Linked DNA regions of Homo sapiens: region 1 is linked to region 2. A link is an interaction called in ENCODE POLR2A ChIA-PET data of the cell type or tissue named here. Cell type or tissue: PC-9. All regions are shown on one strand.

Evidence for each region. Peaks named below come from ENCODE experiments on the same cell type or tissue, not always from the same donor. Only the 100,000 strongest peaks of a DNase experiment are listed, where the experiment ranks them.
Region 1: POLR2A ChIA-PET joins it to region 2 with 33 read pairs; 3 of 35 experiments call an interaction of 5 or more read pairs at or near these places.

Annotation. Positions count from the first base shown.
Region 1 is chr1:42,962,853-42,965,352 of GRCh38, reverse strand. All of the region lies in intron 1 of SLC2A1-DT (SLC2A1 divergent transcript), which reads right to left. Among named protein-coding and RNA genes, the nearest start is that of SLC2A1-DT, 5.1 kb to the right of the region's middle. RefSeq lists a silencer at 2,381-2,500. In PC-9, no CTCF peak of the experiment used is centred here; DNase peaks (open chromatin) are centred at 1,012 and 1,592; H3K4me3 peaks cover 675 bases; H3K27ac peaks cover 2,183 bases.
Region 2 is chr1:43,204,750-43,207,249 of GRCh38, reverse strand. It overlaps CFAP57 (cilia and flagella associated protein 57), which reads right to left. Exons shown (of 23, transcript NM_001378189.1): 10 at 318-530. It overlaps LOC105378685 (a long non-coding RNA gene), which reads left to right. Exons shown (of 5, transcript XR_007066041.1): 4 at 858-904. Among named protein-coding and RNA genes, the nearest start is that of CFAP57, 34 kb to the right of the region's middle. RefSeq lists an enhancer at 1-1,057. In PC-9, no CTCF peak of the experiment used is centred here; DNase peaks (open chromatin) are centred at 199 and 1,399; H3K4me3 peaks cover 780 bases; H3K27ac peaks cover 2,339 bases.

The DNA of each region.
Region 1 (2,500 bases), 240 kb after region 2:
ATTATTATTTTTTATTTTTATTAAAAAAAAATTTTTTTTGAGACGGAGTCTTGCTCTGTTGCCCAGGCTGGAGTACAGTGGTGCAATCTCAACTCACTGCAACCTCCGTCTCCTGGGTTCAATAGGTTGTTCTGCCTCAGCCTCCCAAGTAGCTGGGATTACAGGTGCACACCACCACGCCTGGCTAATTTTTGTATTTTTAGGAAAGATGGGGTTTCATCATGTTGGTCAGGCTGGTCTCGAATGCCTGACCTCATGATCCCCCTGCCTTGGCCTCCCAAAGTGCTGGGATTACAGGTGTGAGCCACTGCGCCTGGCCTATTTATTTATTTTTAGAGATGGGGTCTCACCATGTTGCCCAGGCTGGACTTGAACTTTTGAGCTCAAGCAATCCTCCTGCCTCAGCCTCTTTAGTAGCTGGGACTATAGGCACGCACCACCACACCTGACTCCATTTATTTTTTCAATCCAGGTGCTGGAACTCACACTACCTGTGTGATTTTGGGCAAATTACTTCCCTGAGCCTCAGTTTTCTCCTTTAGAAAACAGAGAGAAAAAGGCCAGGCGCAGTGGCTCACGCCTATAATCCCAGCACTTTGGAAGGCCAAGGCGGGCGGATCACGAGGTCAAGAGATCGAGACCACCCTGGCCAACATCATGAAACCCCGTTTCTACTAAAAATACAAAAATTAGCTGGGCGTGGTGGTGCGCACCTGTAATCCCAGCTACTTGGGAGGCTGGGGCAGAAGAATCTATTGAACCCGGAAGTCGGAGGTTACAGCGAGCCGAGATTGCGCCACTGCACTCCAGCCTGGCAACAGTGAGACTCCATCTCAAAAAAAGAAAAAAAAAAGAAAATAGAGAAATACTTATTTCATAGAGTTGCTGTTGGAATTAAATTAACTGAAATGTTGTATTCCTTCATTCAACAAAAATGTAGGAGACCCAGTGTGAGGCAGGTGCTGTTTTTGGTGCTGGGGACACTGGAAGAAGCAGATGGAGACACTCCCTTGGAATTACAGAAATATTTTAAGTAAAAAAAAAAAAAAAAAAAAATTCAATTTGGTTAATTGAAGCAAAATATGCATTCAGAAGAGTACGAAAATCAGAAATGTACACACCTCAATGCATTTTCACAAACTAAACACACCCGCAACCAGCACCCTGATGAGGAAACAACATTACCAACACGGTCAGAAACAGGGTGTCACAAGAAAGGCACTCACCTCCCCTGTAAAATTTAAGCAGGGGTGGAGGGGGGTAGAGGGGGGCGGCGGACTCTGTCATCAGGATAAATAATATTTTTAATGCAGTATTTTTGAAAAACCAGAATTAATGCAAAAAATCCATGATGACAAAATATCAAAATTTTAAATAAAAACAGGATTAGTAACATGCTGTGCTGAGTCATATTAAAGCTCGAGGCAAAAGGAAAAAACATCAGTACTGCTGATCTGGTCTCCACCTGCCTCACCCTGATTACCAGCACCCGCCCCCAGAGTCGCGACCCTCCCTTCCAAGGGTAACTACTGTTACCCCGGAGATAAGTTTTGCCTGTTTTTAAACTTTATACACATGACATCACACTCTTTCGCACAGCTGCTATCACTCAATATGTCTGTGAGATTCAGCCACATTATTGCGTGCCATGGAAAGATGTTTGAACAAAGCAGTGATGTGGTCAGCTGTGCATTTTAAAGAGACCAGTGTGGTGGCAGGGAGGAGGATGAATGAATAGTGGTCCTAGCCTATGCTGGAGGAGGGACTGTCTGCATGGAGAGGGCAGGCAGAGTCCACGGGATGGGCAGGCAAAGTCCACGGGATTGACTGGATATGGGGAATGAGGGAGACAGAGAGGGGTCAGGGAAGATACCAGATCTCTGGCTAGGGCAATTTGGTGGCTAGAGGAGCCATTTCTAGGGTGGGGACAGGAAGGGATGGGCAAAGATAATGAGTTCAGGTTTGAGCATGGTGAGTGTGAGGGACCTGTGGGACATCCAGAGGGACATCCTGGAGGCAGCTGGACAGAAAAGCCTGGTAGTCAGGAGAGAAGGGAGGGGAGTATGTGCCTTCAATTCCCCCAGCATCAGCGAGCAGGTGGTAGCCCTGATAAGTGCATTTGCAGAGGGTCGGAGGGCATACAGAAGATAAAGAAGGGATGCCGAAAAGCTTTCTGAAAGCAGGTGGTTCAAGCAGATGTGCAAATCAGAATGAAAACATTAAACACACAAAACTGTCCTGCCTGGCCCATCAGACCTTCCTGGAATCCATCACTGTGTTTACCTGCAATCCAGGAGGATTTGAATTGCAAAACACCCTTTGGATTAGGGGGGCTTCCGTCCCAGCCCCTGCTATCCCCTCTTGTACCAATTGTAGCTGACTCAGCAAAACCTTTCCTCCTGGCTGCCAGGGACGCTTGCCTTTAAAGGCAACAGAGTCTTTTCCCAGCCCGCCTTACTCACTCCTAACTCTGGAGCTGCTAGGACCCGCCCTGCACGGC
Region 2 (2,500 bases):
AAGAGTACAGTTTAGAGATGACATGACCTCCATGCCTGGAAGGTGGGAGAGAAGTTACAGACAGCAAGTAAAAGGGAAATGAAAAAGAGCCCCGCAATTTACAATTTCACCCAGTCAGGAAGGAAACTAGGCAGGAAATTCAGGAAGTGACGATAACTGAGCTAATCTAAAAGGAATGAGGAGCCTGATGTTATCTTGGGAAGAAGGGGCCCTGTATGCAGAGGCCCTCATTCCGTGCATACTTTGTGCTGTAAGCACGGGAAGCTGTCCCTGCAGATCCGTGCACCAGCCCAGAGGCGGGGCAGGGGCAGACTCACCAAGGAATCTGCAATCTCCTTGAGGGTGTGGTCTGATCCAACAGCAAAGATAATTTTGGCATCGGGGGAGACAGTAACACAGTTGTAGCTGCAAGACTTGAGCACGCATTCTGTCTCTCTCTTTCCTGTGGACAGATTCCATTCATACACAGCACCATCTGTGCCACCAGAAATCAGTTTGCTATCATCTGCATTCCACACAATTGAGCGAATCTGCAGGAGAGGAAGACATATCCAGTGAAGAGTGTACACACACTTACACCCTAACACAGAAAAGGGTGCAAACTCCTTAGGTGCTCCACTAGACTGAGCAGAACGTCCTTTCCTGCTGTAGGCCCTTCTGTTAGCACAAAACATAGCTTCTTGTGAACGTTCACATTCTGTTTTCTATGACGCTTGCAAATTACTGAAGATGAAACACTCTCATTTCTTTTTCACTTTATGAACGTAAAGACTGAATCCTACAGGTTTCTTAAGGCTAGAACCAACCAATTATTGCTGTTTTTTCAAAACATTTTTGAAATAATTATGTATTCACAGAAACTTGCAAAAATAGCACAGAGAGAGTGGACTTCTGGAATGGCACGGTAAGAACCTCAACTTGACCTTCTCTCTGACAATGTAGGTTAACTGGTAAATATGATAAAAAATAATCATTTAAAGTCTTTAGAAGGCTGGGTGCAGTGGATCACATCTGTAGTCCCAACACTTTGGGAGGCTGAGGTGGAAGGATCACTTGAGCCCAGCAGTTTGAGAATAGCCTGGGTAACATAGTGAAACCCTGTCTTTATAAAAATAAAAATAATAAGCTGGGCATGGTGGCATGTGCCTGAGGCAGGAAGATGGTTTGAACTGGGGAGGCTGAGGCTGCAGTGAGCTATGAGTGTACCTCTGCCCTCTGGCCTCAGTGACAGAGTGAGACCCTGTCTAAAATAAAATAAATAAAATGTCTCTGGAAATTGTCCTCAGGGAATACAGCAAATGGAAAAACATTTATTCAAGAAAATCTACTCAATCCCAGTAAGAACAGAGTCTGCTGCATTTAAGCCATGACTCGCTCTGTTACGGCCTCAGCTCCAGAAACTTCACTGCTGTGCACTCTGGGCAGATGTGGCCAAGATAAGCGACTCCCTCTCCCCATAGCTCCTGATCTTGGGCTATGGTTTCGGTCTGGAAAGGGAAACTGCTGGGATTTCTTATTCTTACCCCAGCCCCATGTTGCAGAAGCTCTATTCCAAGCAGGTGTGGCCAAGAGGGCTCAGACTCTCTTCCCCTCGGCCCATTGTCACTTGTTGGAAGAAACTCCACTCTAAGCTCAGCATACTGAGAATAACTGTGCCCTAATGATTCCTGACCCAGTTTGCTTATAGAGTGAAAGTTCCAAGCCATGAAGGGCAAGCCAAAAAGACCAGGGGCTTACATACGTGCACACACACATACACACGCATGTGCACACACACGCACACACCTCAAGTGTCACTCACAGAAGTGAGGATGTTACTCCTGGAAAAGCAGGTCCCCGCCCCAGCTCTGGTGCAGTGGAGCAAAGGTTCTGTCTGTGGGAAAGTCAGGTGCTAAGACAGGGAGCTCTACAGCTCTGCTTGAGGGGGCTGACTTTATTTGGAATAGAACATGGAAAAGTCCATGCCTATGGGCATTGTCTAAAACAGTGGAGATCTTGGTGGAAAGTGATTAAGAGGAGGCTGATAACTCCAGGATGTAAGCAAAATGATATAGAGGAGTGGAATTTTGATAGAACAAGGGAAAGGGACAGAGAAGAAGAGTCCTTCAGGGATAACAGACAACTCTAGAGGCTGGAAGGTCTTGTGTATGTGTTAGACTGTACTGATTCAGGTGCAGTCAGAGTGGGATATGAGGAAAACTTGAAAGCATCTCCTAAGCTACACAAAGACCCGTTAACATAGGGCAGAGTCTCACTGGCACAACGGGCCTACCAAACACAACAGTCTACCAAATGCGGAACATTAAGCTCTCCCGACCCAGGGGCATCTCCTAGGAAGCCAGGCTTAAAAATGAAATCATATTCATCCCTCGCAGCCTGGAAGACTCTGTGCATGCCCAAGGCTGTACCCTCTTATGAACAATCAGAAAGGGGTCATCCAAACTACCAGTCTCTGGCTGAACATGATGCAAAAGCCATCACTCTCTGAACTGTGATAGCA